Linked DNA regions of Mus musculus: region 2 is linked to region 1. The links are chromatin loops, found by intact Hi-C in ENCODE. Cell type or tissue: heart. All regions are shown on one strand.

Region 1 (8,000 bases):
GAATGGGGCATGTGGAGGCTGGGGTTAAGTCAGACTAGACACAGTCTTTCACATGTGTTATTATGTGGTATCAACAACAGATACTGTCTAATTTATAGGCCTCTGATTTGTGGTAATTTAAATATATATATATATTTACATAGTGTGTGTATATATTAAACGATATAATGTATATCACTTATCTACTTTACAGAAAAGACTCAACCTTAGAAGTCAAGAGCTCTTAATGGTATAGGCTGTGATCGCTGGGAAGAAACGATGATGAATAGTAACCAGTAGGAAGGAGGACTTTGTTTTGACTGGGATTAGCTGCATACATTTGTTTGCAGCCGTTCTGCTCTGCTTCTATGGTTCAGCACAGACCTTATTCATCTTCATTGTGGCCAAACCCAAATCTTATTAGCCATCATCCCATCCCAACCCAAAACCCAGAAATATGTGCTAAAAATTGAACTTCATAAATGGAAAACAATAATCAGTCTTCTATTTGTGTTACATGTCTTGATTCAAAATGGGTCAAAAGTACGACTATGAAGCCATAAAGAAAATTCATAAAATAATAAAATTGTGAGGAATTATTTTAACAGGCATACACTTATGTATACACACATCCTCCCTTCATACACACTCACACCCACACATCTACACATTGTGATTATTTCTTCTTTTTGCTTCTTGACATTGCTTCCCACTGAGACAATCCTCAACTTCAACCACAATACAGAGAGGCTTTCAGTATGTGTTACTAGGCAAAATTAGTTCCAGGAATAGTCTGCAAGTCACCACTCCAGTTCTGGAACTTCCTTGATTTCTGGAACACTTTCTCTTCTCTTTGGGAATGCCAGAAAAATCTCAGCAGAAGAGTCAAGATGGCCCCATCTTATGCTTTTCTTAGACCGTTGAGAGTTCCTTCCCTCAGCCTCTGTGCTTGTAAATCTACTGTTCCGTGTGAAGGAGTTGAATGGTCTTGAGATCACCCAGGAGAATTTTAAACAAATACCAACTACCTCCCGTGCCCCTCCCCCACCACGAGTACTCAAACCCAAGGCTGATGGGTTGTGGGGAGACCAGGCCATCAGCATTCAAAAATATCTCCCAGATGACTGTATTTGGGGGTGAAGCTGGGTTTAAGAACAACTGTTTCAACAATGTAGATGGGCAGGCCCTTTCCTGTCTAATTACTGGGAAACTTAGATTGCTTTCAAAATAGTAATAAAAGATCTGTCCTGTTGGGTTTCAGCTAGGTAATGAGAGTAGGCAATTAAATACTAAACATATTTTCTTCATGAAGAAATTTGATATTCATTTTGACAGAGGTGACATTTGCAAAGACTGTCACAAGAAAGCTAATTTTCCTGAATGTCCTTGACAAGACCATAAAAAAAGAAATCCATATTTTATTTTACCCAATGTCATGCTGCAGTGATTTATATTCCCATTTTCAAGTCAGCTTATACATTACCAAGCTAAACTTTTAGCAAATCAAATCTCAGTTCCATGATTGAAAAAGTATTTTACATGGTTGAAAACAAAAGAGGTCAGCAGAAATTAGCATCTGATGTTTTTCCACTCTTTTGCACTAGAATGGCTAATTTGTGGCACAGTTGACTGCATTTCCCCAGTACAAATTAAGGAAAAAAATATTAAAAACCATCCTTCTTAGTCCAAGAATTAAGCCCAGTCTTATTTTTTTCAAATTGAAGAAGAAAATAGGATATGTGTGTGTGCGTGTTAGTTTTAAATCTCAAACTAATGATTTCTACCAGCATATGTAAGTGAAACTTAAAATTCTTAATGGTCAAAAATAAGTTGCTAGTACAAAGCTAACTGGGTACTCTTCTTAAACACACCTCTTCCCCTTTTGTTTTGCTGTTCACTGCACACTCTAGCTGGACAATGGAGTGCTAGATATACAATCTTCTACATCTCCTCAAGGAGGAGAGACTGGTTGTGTTTTGACAGTAGCACTCAGGCAGCGTAGAACACTGCTGCTCAGATAGCAGGAAGGTACTTGATACACAGTTGTGAAGAGGGATTTTGAAATACATTATGCCACCATAAAAATTCCTCATTAGATATGACAAAAGACCATAATGTTTTCACCAGACTGGGATGGAAGAAAGAGTCACTCTGTTTCTGTGCCCCCTGATTTTCTTTCACAATACTATTTCCCTGAGCTTTAAGACGTAGTAACAAATAGAATGGAGGAAATAGCAGATTGAAATTGCAGATTTTTCCATGTGTGTCTGGGAGGAGCATGACTTAAAATGGTTAAGTCAGTTAGGATCTGTGTTGTTCCCATACAGAACAAGACAAGTGTGATGTATTTGGGCAAGAACAGGATATAGGACATATGTGAACATTAGATGATGGTATTGTCAATATATCTTAAGGATTTGGTTAAACACTAAGATGCATGTAGATCATAGCAGAATCCTCTTGTATATGTAGCCATCACTTTATGGGAAGCCTCAACGTGAACACTGTTTTATTGTCACAGTAAAGCCAGAAGAATGCATTATTAATCCTTTTAGTCATAGGAAAATTGATTCATGTGAATGTGAAAAATTGTGTTTACAGGTGTGTGCACGTTGGTTAATGCTTATGTGTATTTAGAGGTCAACACAGGAGGTGTTTCAGTTGCTCTCTGCTGTGGTTTTTGAGGTAGAATCCCTCACAAAACCCAGAGTTCATCTATTTAGCTGGACTGGCTGGCCAGTGATATCCGGGGACCCTGTCGCCACCTCCCCAGTGCTGAGATCAGAGGTTTGTTACCATGTCTGGCTTTCACATGATGCTGGGGGTTGGTCTCAGAGCCTCATGCTTGCACAGAAAACACTTTGTCATCTGACATCTTACCAGCCTCCAAAACTGAGTCACTGAGTCTTAAACTAAGTCAAGAACCTGCCCAAATCTATGAAGCCAATAAATCAAAAGATTACAATTTTTAAAAATTGATATTTAAGTTGCTTCCCACAATTCTAAAACATCTACCATAGAACTCTACAAATATTCAGCTATGTGAATTAACTGAATTCAATTTTACATCCTAAGTCTGTTTTTCCATCTGAGAGTGTGTAAAATATAACAAATCTGCCCAGATTGTAAAATCAGCTTTTTTAAACGTTAGGGTCTCACTGTAACTCAAGCTGGCCTGAAATTCATCACACAACTCATGAAAAGTCAACTTTGTATTGTTCATGAAGATTCTCCATTTCTTAACCCCTGTCCTGCCCTGGCCCTTCCCTCCCTGTTAGGCACCTTCTTCAGTATTGGGGCATTTCCACTGAAGAAATAAGGACCCAACGGAAAGGTCAGTCCTCTTTCTAGACCTTTGAGGACTTGAGTGATGTGCTTTGCACTGGGGAAGGCTGGGACTTTTTGGTGAAATGGTGTGTGTGGTTTGCTCACCTGCGTCACTCTTCTGTGGATTCCCTAGCAGACATGTGGTAGGGGCACTCAGGCTGACTTTCTGGACTGTAAAAAAGTTCATCTGCTCCTTCAAGCACTCCTGGCATGCTTTCCGGTTTCAGAAAAATAACAAAAGCCCTTCCTTTATATGTTACTTTTGCCTTTTAAATTTGAAGTTCTATTCTATTGCAAGATAAACATACATTTAAAACTTGCCCATTCTACTTTTTTTTTTTTTTTTTGAGACAGGGTTTCTCCGTGTAGCCCTGGCTGTCCTGGAACTCACTTTGTAGACCAGGCTGGCCTCGAACTCAGAAATCTGCCTGCCTCTGCCTTCTGAGTGCTGGGATTAAAGGCATGCGCCACCATGCCTGGCTCCCATTCTACTTTCTTAATTAATCATAGAAGATGAACAACTCCTGCTTTGTCCTATGTTCTACAGAGTCACTAATTTAAGGTAACTTTTTAAAGGAAGTAATAACTGCTGAGTGAAAATAATAAAAATTCCATTATCTAACATATATCCAAGCATATTTAATATTTAAACATTATATATACACACACATATATACCCACCCACACACATACACACACACACACACACACACACACACACACATACATACATATATATATTCTGCTTGCTGAGTTCAAAAAAAAAAAAAAAAGAAAAGAAATCACCTGGAACTAAAGTGACAGATAAATTAACAGCTTATAAAATGCACCAGTACATAAAGTTGGAGATTATGGGAACTTATGCCTGTGTGTACAAGGCTTCCTAGTGCTTAGTAGGTGTTCAATAAATGACAAATGCTTCCACTCACGGAACGTGCATTCTGCTGGTTTCAATTTAGACACCAGGGGGCGCCCACAGTGCCATGAGATTCAGCAACAGTCTTCAGCTCTAACCCAAATGGCCCTTACATTTAGTTTGTTCTACTAGACCATAAGTACTGTTAATCCATTCATTATATCATACATTCTATGATTAAAACATGCGGTTTTCTCACACATCTAATTAAACATGGTGGTGATCTTTCTAAAAGATAGCAGTGATGTGGGAACTCAATAGCAATTTATATTGACAAATGATGAAGAGAAATGGAAACCATAGCTCTGGCATTTTGAAGGTGGCACAGGACAGGAAAAGCACCAAATGTCCAACCTCCTGCAAATCTAGAGCCAAGCAAGAATGAAAAGATAAAATTAAATGTCAAAATGATAAAACACTATCAAATGTTTTCCTTCAGTTAAGAAGAGGTCTTTAAATGTGATCTTAGGATGGCTAGCAAAATCTGATATTGGCTAGCAAGCATGATCAATATGTATGAAAAAAAATTATAATCCACAAAAAAGTATAAAGCCAGATATTGAAGTCCTCTAATTCTTCACTACTCTATTCTATGCTATGCCATGCCATGCCATGCCATCCCATCCCTATTCTAATTTTGTTCTCTTCTAATTCTATACTATTCTATTCTAAATGTTTCACATCACAATTACTAGCACCATGATGTAGGCGTGAAACTTCATAGATGTGACTTGATCCTGAATTATTCTAAAGCTTCAGAACTGTAGAAAACAAGGTGACTTGTGGAGACCTCATTCTATGATCTGGGTCTCTACAGGTCTTTTAGTCGCAAGTTTCTTCAAAATCCTCTAGAAAACTCATACAACTCCTTGTAAGAGCTATAAGAGAAAATGTACTCCAATAGGTATATTTGGTAAAAATAACTTTCTTGTTTACTACATCTTTTTTTGTACCAGCATAGATTTAATAGCTGTAAACACATGTATTAATTATTTTTTTCTAAGTATTCTTGAAGTAGGCATTATCATAAAAGTCAACATCAAATATGAAGTGCCTTTAACAAAGGGAGACCGACCACTTGTTAAAGGACATACAACTAACTCCTAGTGGGTGCATGGAGCTGGAAAGAAATGGTCAACACAAGCAACCAGCTCTCCAGGTCAGCTATTCAAATGTTGGCATTCCTAACAATCCAATTCTGTACTAAATCTACTTTTAAAATAATTTAGTGATAAAATTTAGTGACATTTGTCTCCAACATTAGAAAATAATAAAGGAAAAAAAATCTACTTTCATAGTTTTCAGGTAGTTTCTTAGATTTAAAGATTCATTTGGAAAACTTATGGAAAGTTGAATAATTAAATTTTTTATGTATTTATTTGTATGTGCCTGTATCTGTGCATGTGTGCATGTGTGCGTGCGTGTGTGTGTGTGTGTGTGTGTGTGTGTGTGTGTGTGTGTGTGTCTACAAATGCAAATGCTGTCCCAGGAGCCTTCAGCTGGTTATCCTGTCTCTACCTCCTGTTAGTCAACACAACAAGTGCCTTTACTCACACAAGCAAGATAATTCAAAATTCTAAATAGAAAATTAATCTGAAGAAACATGCTTGCATTTAAAACTAGAGTAACCAATGTTGAAAATGTTATGCTCCTATTTTACAGTTCACAGGTAAAATAAATAGAGAAAAAAAGAAACTATAGATGGTCAGGAAGATAGGAAGGTTTAAGGGAACTCAGTGAGGGCTTGCCACATTGTCCCTGCCAGTGAAGGCACACACCAGGGTGAGGAATTAAAGATATCAGGAGGCATTTCTCTGCAGGAAGGTGAGAGGCTAGGTAGACTAAAGCATTGCAGAAACGATGACTGGCACACAGAAGTTATCAGATACAACGTCCAGTAGAAAACATTCATAGGAAAATAGTGCCTGAGCCAAGAGTAAAGTCCTGCTACCAAAGTTTCACAGATGTTGTAAGCTGACGTGTTTTCTATATATCAGCTGTGATTGGAGCCTAGCCATCAAGGACTGAGACCTCTCTCTAGTCCAAGGTGTAATTTGAAAAGAATATAGCTAATTCACTTCATGGAAGTAGCCACCCTCCCAAATAAAGGTGTCTGAATATAGGTATGCTGTATTCTTTCTGAACATATTCATTATGAATTACAGTGTTTGAAAATTGAAAAAGAATGCTCATAATTGAAAAAGGTAGATATAAACTAAGGACATCAAAAGAAACATGGATATTACTGAGCCCGGTCCTGTCACTTATAAACTCAGCTCAATGTTCTGATTCCCCACAAAGGAGCTATTTATGAAACTTTGTGCTTTTTAAGGCAATCGCTTCCAACCTACTGCTAATGCAGTCTCATTGGGGGAAAGCTGAGATTGGCAACAAAGCCTGTAAAATCCCACTAACTCCATTCATTTGGTTCATATTGAGTTCTTCCTGTGTGATCATCAAACCAAAGAAAACCAGCTTACTCCTCAGTTCCCCCCATTCCAGAAAGCCTATCAGATGTACCTGACATTTGTCCCTGCCAATGTATATCTAAAATCATTAATGAATCACTTATCCTGCGTCTCTTATCATCTAGACTGAGTTCACTGAGGTTTTCAGTCTTATTTTATTATTATTTTATATATAATATATTATTATTTTAACTTTATTTATTAGACACAGCAGGCCAAAGGGTTTAAGGAAGAGCAAGTAGGAAGGATTATTATCGCTTGCTCTCATTCTAGACTTTACAGTGTCCACCAGTTAAGATTACATTTAAGATTACATTTAAGGTCTTCCCAAGGTTATTGATGAGCAGATTTTTCTCTAACTCAGCGAAACTACCTGAGTTCTTATCTTTGGGATGTCTAGGGTCTTTTCACACCTCCAGTCACTTGCCCTTTTTCTAAACCCTCTTATCCTCTGACTTCCCCGATGCCAGGTGCACATGATTTTCTTTCTGCCTTCTTGGCTCTCTCTTTATGAGTCCCTTCCTATCTTCCCCAGTGGTCCCCAACCACATATAAACCTTGAAATCATCCTTGGACCTCTGGAAACTCCTTCCTTTCTTGGACAGACTTCTAGAGACTTAATTCAATACAGGGCCACTGGAACTGGTATTCTTAAACACTCATGGTTTAAGTTTGAAATGGAATTGAGTAACCCTATTCTAGGCCCTTTTCTAATTGTAGAAAGCCTCGTTTCTATCCTTGGTCTTCTGATTCTCTTCCCTACAGCTTGCAGATTAAGCTCATTCATCCATATGGCTTTGACTGTGCCCTCTATGGCAATCAATCTTGACTCTGACTTACTGGAACGGACTTCTCTCTGTCATTACAAGTAGACATCTAACTCATAGATGTCTATTTTTCTGTAGAAGTAGATTTCATACCAATGAAATACAAGGCTTTCCCAGAATACCTGCTGTTCTACCCCTTTGGTGTACACACCACCATTAACTATATCTTTGATCATTTCTTCTTGACCCTGTTACTTATTCAAAAAGTACTGTTTCTGAATCTATCCTCTAAACTTCTGCACAACCTGCTACTGTCCTAGTTAGGAACTTATCTCCAGTAGCAGAATTTGTCTATATTTGTTATACTATTCTTAATCTTGACTCATTGATTCCGAAGTACTCATCATACCATTACTATGTGTTAAATATATAATCTGAAGACATAACTTCCCTATGATTCACATCATAGGATCTGTTCATAGCCACAATGAGTTCCAGAGATAATCTCTGTAATCCCCCATTCACAGCTCCCTGCAGCACAAT
Region 2 (8,000 bases), 180 kb after region 1:
GTGGAATTTACTGCACATGTCACATTAGCTAGTGTCTTTCTGACAGGAGCCAACTGTCATAACCTAACGACGCACAGCAGTTGACTGTAAACAAGAGGCCTCCTCTGATCTGCTCTTGAACAGAAGCCCCTAGATGCTTACAGCATTGCAGTGCTGTCCAATGGGTGTTGCATGACAGGTTGAGGCACAAGCTGGAAAAAGACAGAGTAGGAAGGAATAATGGTCTGGCTTGACTGAATGTGCTCCCTAAAAGTTTATATACTGAAAACATAACTCTAAATTTATGCTCATGGGAGTTAGAATATGGATCTCTGGAGGCAATGAGGGTCAGAAGAGGATAAAGAGTGGGGCCTCCACGGTGGCCTCAGTGGTTTGTCAGAAGAAGCACAGATATGGCATCCCATGCTTGCTCGGTCTCATGCCATGCCCTCCACGGTGGTTTAACGCAACAAGATGGCCCTCACCAGATGTGAATCCAGATGGTGTGGCTGGAAAAGTACATTAGAACATTTTTCAACTTTTCTATGGTTAGGGAAATTTTCATAACAAAGAATCTAAAATTAAAGTATCATATGACAGCTATGAACTCAAAAGAGGAATCTGATGCATAAGACAGCCTAGGGACTGTACTTGACCAAGATTACAGCACAGGCTGTTCCTCGTACTTACCTCTGGTTACCAAGAGCCAACTCTCACCCTAAGGATGCCCCTTTATTACAACAGGAGAATAAAGGTTAGCCTTGCATGTGCTTCCCACCCTATATGCAGCATCTTCTTCTCAACACAACAGAAAGGGACTGAAATAACAAATTAACATTGATTTCCAGCCTTCCTTCATGATTTAGATTTGGACTCTTTATATGACCACTCCAATGCAGTTTGTGTGCATGCGGTGAACTTTTCAGACATCAGACCACAACACTGATATAAATTAGATGGGTTTGGAAGGAACGGGCAAACAGGTGACTGATGGATGGATCACCTTGGTTAGTCATAAAGCTACCATTAACTAAGATGCTTACTTCAGCTATATTTGTGGGTGTTTGAGGCTTAAAAATGTTCTTGTTGGGCCCTCTTCATCCCATAGTACTTTAAATATACCTATAAAGGTAAAACCATAAGGGGTAACTGCAAACTATACAATGCATATGTTTTGTTTACCATAACTATAGCTTAACTCTTAACACAACTTTGATGGTAGAAACACTCGAAAGTGAAATTAACATGGTAAATATGGAACTGTGTTCCTAGTTCTGATATATTCAAGATTAGAATTGCTGTCATCTCCAAATAAGGAGAAGACAAAAATACTACAGGATTTTTAATTATTTCTGACTCTAGAACATAAACTTAGTTCTAGAATTAACATATGTGTTTATGTGTATAGAACATACATGCACATGCAGCTATATGTGCCATGGATGGCAGAGGTCTATACCAGTCATGTTTTTTGATCATTTTCCCCAAATATTTTTGGAAAAGGGACTGTCACTGAACCCAGAGCTTGCCAACTTTAAGTCAAGCCATATTGGCTCATTAGTGAGCTCTAGGGAATCCTCCTGTTTCTGTCTCCCATCTCTGGGATTACAAGCACACCCTGTCATGCTTAGCATGTTTTAAGAGTAAAAGAGTGATCTCAGTTCAGATCCTCATGTTTCACTATCAAGTACTTTATCTGCTGAACCTCAGAAAAATGTACTTCTGCAAACTATGTCATATCACAATCGGTTCACTGTTTTTATCTGGGTAAATCATACTGTTGACATTTCAGAAGCATGGGAGATCTTAGCCATAAATCTTTGTTCTTTATGAGAGATCTGAGATTCAGAAAATAAGTCAGTTAGCAAAGATCATGTGGGACTAAAATGCAAATCAGCAGACTCTTCAAATTTATCCCTTCCCCTATCGTCTCACTGGACTTTGTTGATACAGGGTCTCTCTAGGCAGCCCAGACTGACCTCAAAGCCCAAGTCCTCCAGTCTTGGCTTCCCTTGAGATGAGATTGCAGGCCTATTCTATTACATTCAGATGTCAGATTTCTGTTATTTAAGCAGAGTCTGTGAGTTTGTATTTACAAAATCAAACAAACAAAAACCTTTGTCATCCATAAAGGTTAAGGACTATAGTTAAAGAAATAGAAAGCTTTGTCCCTACAATCTGGACTGGCATCCCTTTCCTAAGCAGCTCTCCCTCTGCCCCCTACTTTCTCTTCAGTAGTATAAGTATGTGTCTTCATGGTAGAACATGTGTCCAATCTTGAGTTTTACATGTTCATTACTGTAGAGACCTTCAAGTCAAGTGCACTAATGCCCTTTTAGAAAAGGTCCCTGGAGAATTGCTAACGGAAGAGAGCAACTGAGTTTATTTTTAAATGATTCATGTAATTAAAGTTTAACATAATTGGACATGAATTGTTCCTGGAGTTTCATTTCGGTGTCCTGAAGTACACATGGTGGGAAACTTTTAGTCATAAAACATTTCTCTCTCAAGGATGTAAATGCCTTTGACATTGCTGGATGGTTCTGTCACTGAGGGAATGGGCACCATCTGTCCCTGCTTAGCTGTGCTGAGAGCATTGACCTGACAGCACACGGAGAAACCGGAGAAGCCTGGTGGAGTATCGCCATTCCTTTCTAACCCAGTAATGAGTTATCTGAAGTGTTAGAAACACCATGAGTTTCTCTGAAATGGAGACAGTGGAATTATTGTCAGTCTGGAAAAGATTAATTATGGGAGTTCAGCGGGAGAATGAGACCGAAACTATCTGGGTTCAGAACCAGTAACCTTTTCCAGCTGTCATACAGCAGTAAAAAGGGAGTCAGATACTCTCTGTTTGCTGGGGATTTCATGGAGACAGCGAGTTAGATTGCAGTAAGAATGCCTATTGATATGAACAGAGGCTAAGCAGGGAGAGAGTTAGGTATTCAGATAAGGATGATGTTGTGCTTGATCTAAACAAACTCGGTGATTGCAATTCACCTTTCGTCCTAATCCACAACAGTCAGCACCAAAAGAGAAATGAACACAGATGTCAGTTCATTGGCGGAGGCTTAATTTCCTCTGACCCACACATCTAATTTTATAAGCACTCAATTATCCCTACTTACATTACCTATGTGTAGCTAATTAACTCGTCATATTCTCCCCGGAACATTCTTGTCCTCGTTCTTCGGTGCTTCCACTTTCTATTTCTGGAAACAGCTTCGGTTAGTCCGAAGCCTCAGCCCACCATGAACAGCCCTTCCCCTTTCAGCTCCTTGCCAACTGCACATGCTTCCAGAAGACATCTCTACTTTTCCCCTTTCTCTTTGTGTTCAAGACCTCCACCACAATCCAAGTCTTTTCTTCTCTCCATTCGTACTCTCTTTAAATATTATCCAGTGTTACTCCTTATTCTCAGTCTTCTCTAGCATGTTGCTTATAGCCTTCTGCCCTCTACAGATCAGTTTAACCACTATAGTCCTACGTTCTCAAAATTCAGCTACTCTAAAAGTATCCATGGACTAAAGCCCAAGTGTGCAGGCAGATGCCATGATTTTGTACCCAGTGGCCCAATTCTTTTGATCTTGCTCTGTGCTTCCTGCCCTGACTTTTCTTGCTTGAATATATAATTTGTGAAATTTCTGGGGCCTGGGTAGCCATCACTTTCTTTTTGTCCTTTTAAGACCTAAGTCAAATCCTCCATAGAACTTTCTTTATTTCCAAAGCCATGAACACCAGAATAAGGTCAGAGGAATCCATCTGATAATATTATGAGGGTTATACACTGAAATCATATGCCTCTGGACCATATACTATTTTTTGAATTCAGACTATCATGTTCAAAATGATGGTTAGATGGCCAGCACCAGTCTGTAGCCTAAGGCACTTTCCAAAAAGACATTGAAAATAAAGATAGATGAAAACTCTTACCACATTTGAAAGCCTGGATAAACCTATAATAAAACTAAGTACTGGGAGGCCTTTAGAAAACACACATGTGCATACACGCAGCCCATGTTTTCATAAGGAAATACAACTGACTAGTGTGGTGCATTCTTTGCTGGGGTAGATAAGCATGACCATGACTTAGAATCCAGAGGTATGGTTGTGACATTCTGACAGCAAAGGAACACCTGCTCTCCTTCTCGCTCGCTCCACCCCCACATTCTATAACAGTCACACAGGGTCCTTCCTATGCCCCTCTCAGAATTCCACACCTGTTCATTCTCTTCTTGGTCTTTGACCCACATTAAAATCATTTCTTTTTGGAAACCCATGAAAGGAGGAAAATAAATTCACTTTCTTTTTTGATTTCTGGGCATGTCGACTCTAACTGCATTTACGACAATCTTTGTGTTGGTGCCTGGATTACTATGCTTGCTTGTTGTCTGCACCATGTCTACACTAATGAATAAGATCCTGGGCTGTAGCCAGGCATGGTGGTGCATGCCTTTAATCCTAGCACTCATGAGGCAGAGGCAGGCAGATTTCTGAGTTCGAGGCCAGCCTAGTCTACAGAGTGAGCTTCAGGACAACCTGGGTGATGCAGAGAAACCCTGTCTCAAAAAAAAAAAAAAAAAAAAAAAAAAAACCAACAACAACAACAAAAAAAAAACTGAATAATTATTCAAGCTATGCATCACTAGGATCTAGTAAAATGCCTAATGAGTGGGTATTTCCTGAGTCTGCAGAAGTGAAAGGATGCTGTCTATACAGCAGATATGTGTGCTTTAAGTTTCAGGAGAAAAAGAGACTTTGTCGTATTCTACTAACTTACTGGGAAGGAACCTAAGAGTTAAAGCCAAGACTTCTTTCTCTCAGGTCTCAGGACAGAGCTAACTCCTCCAACTAGAGTGACCTACATGAAGTGGCTCACTAAATCCTTGCATATTGAAAGTAAGGACTATTCTGTGAGACTTACAATTTTTAAAAACACAACAAATGACTTCACATTGAAGCTTAACTTTAAGAGGCTTTATATATAATTACATTTCTTTACATAGCACGTTTATAGCAGACTGATCAGGTAAAGTAAAACAAGATAGAAGGAATGAATGTTTGAGGATGGCATATATACCCATATGAGTCTTCTCTTTACAGTGCTGTCAAATCATTAAGCTCAGTGGATCCGAGCCTGAACTAGTATTTTTCTGAACTATATTTCAGCATGAAAAAATAATGAAGACTGTCTCCGCAGTGTTTCTGGTTCCGTTGGATAATAGACGACTAATGCAGCCTGCTCACCATGTCAACTACTATTTTAGTCAGGGAAAGGAATCACGGGACTGGTTTTCAAAACAAATCGATTATTTCAGGTTACTTGAGATGCTTGCAAGTGATTGCAAGCAGAGTTATAGCAGTCGAGTCTCAAGTCCATATTGTAAGCTGATTAGCCAGGTATCCCATTTCATAATGGAGTCCAGCTGTGTCTATCTGGGACCTGGTGGTAGAGCAATTCCAAGAAACAGTCTCCCTATCAGCCCTACCTTTCGAAAGAACAGGGCTGCAAGCAAAGATTTGAAAAGACTGGTTATGCTTATACCATCATTGAGAGAAAACATTCTAGTTTTAACAAAGGTAAAGAATGCTATTAAAGGGTCCATGCAGCTCTGTTTGTGGACGTGAAATCTTCTCTTGGAGTTTGGATTCCCATAGCCAGTCATACTAGCCATTGGGGAATGTAAGGTCAGACTACATAGGTCATTAGTATGATAGTGTCTTGCCTCTTCATGTGCATTCTTTCTCTACCAGTTTTAAAGAATCATTTGACATTTGCTGTTGATTTACACAGAGCTGCTGCTACGTTATGTCCTCTTGGTCAACATTAGATCGTACAAATTCAGAACTCTAACCTGAGATCATTCATCTTTCTATTTTATCAGATAGTTTCCATTTTACTAGCTGTAACTGAAATGAAGATTTACAACTTAGAATCTTTTTTTTTTTAATCTGGATGTATTGGCCAAATGCTTAAAGCCTGTAGCGTAGCCACACTGTCATGGGAACACAAATCTAAAAGGTTGGGTTCCTCATTTCTCTCTGCTCCTCCCCATGGGATGGTTCTCACTACATTATTTAGTATGTACTCAAACACTCCCAGCAACCCCGATGCCAAGTGATAAATACAGGAGAGCTTTTGTGGCCCATTGAATACAAACATCATCTGCAACCACTTTCTATCATCTTTATTGTAACATGGAAATAAAAACAAGTAAATCATGATATTCCCCCCTGGGATTCACATCACCAGCTTCCATCGTATCTATGAATGGAAAAAGGAGAGGTAACATTTTATTTTATTTGTATGTGTATGTGCCCTGAGCTTTTGGGTGTCACACTTCTGAAGAAGCAAGGCATTCTGTGTGTGGGAAAAGGATGCTAGAAAGTTGATTCATTCTTTTTGACTCATTCAATTCCCTTGGTGGTTAGGGGGGGAAAGGGCAATGTCAGGTGACATAATTCTCAGTGCACTTTGGAGAGTTTTTATTCCCATGCACATGTTTAATGGCCAATTAAAGTTATTCTAATAGCTATAGTAGTTGGCTTTAATTTTAAAACTCACTTGCTTTTAGTTAACAACAAAATAAATAGTGAAAATGTTTCCCACTTATGATCTGTTTCCTAGAAATTCCTTACTTAGGCATTGTTTAATCAGAACCTGGGAACAGAGAATCCAGGCAAAATACAGCTGGGCTGAGGAATGGGGTCAGAGATGGAAGGAACTGAAGACATTAAATTTCTCAAAAAAATTCCCACTGGGCAGTGGTGGTGCACGCCTTTAATCACAGCACTTGGGAGGCAGAGGCAGAGGCAGGTGAGTTTCTGAGTTCAAGGCCAGCCTGATCTACAGAGTGAGTTCCAGGACAGCCAGGGCTACACAGAGAAACCCTGTCTCAAAAACAAAACAAAACAAAAAATTCCCTCTATCCCATTTACTTTTGCACATAAGCTTTTAAACAATTGTTCTGTGCAGGACACAAGGAAAGCTTCTGCAAGGAGTGTCCTGTCCGACTGCAACTCAGCTCCCATATCTGTACCTTCTCACAGGGCTGGCACTCAAGGGAAGAAGCTGCTCCAACAGAAGAGGTACCTATAACTGCAGGGCCGTTCATCAGTTCATCCCACTGCTGACTGAGGAAAACAATAGAAGGCTCTGTAGACCCTGTAAGATCTCTAGGATCCCTGTAAGCCAGGCCTAGGAAAGGAAACTTTTGTCAGGTTGAAGGAAGGGTATATTGTAGGTAAATATAAAATAAGAATGAGTCACAAAGAATTTGGGAAGTATGGGAATAGTACTTGGCTTGATTGATTAGGGGACATAGCAAAAAGGAGATCAGATGAGCATGCCACTAAAGTCCATTTTACAGAAAGGTAGAAGGCTCCATGGGCTTATTTATAATAAACTGTTTGTGTTGGCTCAGAAGTCTCCGGTAGAAAGTTGATTCTTATCCATTGTAGTGTTAAATAAGGACAGAATGTTTAGAAGGAAACCATATTTTAAAAGCTACCTTCCTTGCATGGGCTCACTAATGCCAGATGCGCATACAACGGTTCATCTCTGGAGCATAGCCAGCGGTCAGGTAGACTTGCTGAAGTTAAGAAGAAAGAATAGCAACATTGGAGCTAACCTACACTCCCCTATTTCCCAAAATAACAATGCAGTAAAAAACAACTGTATACTGAGTGCTGTTCTTAGGATGTGGCAAGTGTTAATTATAATAACTTATTTAACTCTTAGAATTACTCTTAAGTGGTAGGGGACACAGGATGAGTTTACAGATCAAATAACTAACACCAGAATCCAAGTAAAATCCCAGAAAAGCCCAGTCAAACTGACTTGACCTGGGCTAGCCACTTTTTATCTCTTACTTCACATAGGGACACCAGAAAATTCTTTATCTTTTATTATCAGTGGTTATTCAGGCCCAAAATGAGCCTTGGAAGAGCCTTAGGTTGAGTGTAGCCCAGTCTCTCCAGAAGCCACCACCTCTGCTTCTCTAGAAGGCCGTGGAATACAT

What was found. Hi-C counts contacts between places; a loop is a spot of excess contacts. Peaks named below come from ENCODE experiments on the same cell type or tissue, not always from the same donor. Only the 100,000 strongest peaks of a DNase experiment are listed, where the experiment ranks them.
Region 2: it touches region 1 in a loop (6-fold over the local background); 8 of 42 quality-filtered maps call a loop at or near these places.

Annotation. Positions count from the first base shown.
Region 1 is chr2:79,262,105-79,270,104 of GRCm38, reverse strand. All of the region lies in intron 2 of Itga4 (integrin alpha 4), which reads right to left. Among named protein-coding and RNA genes, the nearest start is that of Itga4, 11 kb to the right of the region's middle. In heart, a CTCF peak has its summit at 4,269 (motif pointing right); no DNase peak of the experiment used is centred here.
Region 2 is chr2:79,082,602-79,090,601 of GRCm38, reverse strand. No RefSeq gene overlaps it. Among named protein-coding and RNA genes, the nearest start is that of Gm35748, 36 kb to the left of the region's middle. In heart, a CTCF peak has its summit at 3,459 (motif pointing left); no DNase peak of the experiment used is centred here; H3K27ac peaks cover 469 bases.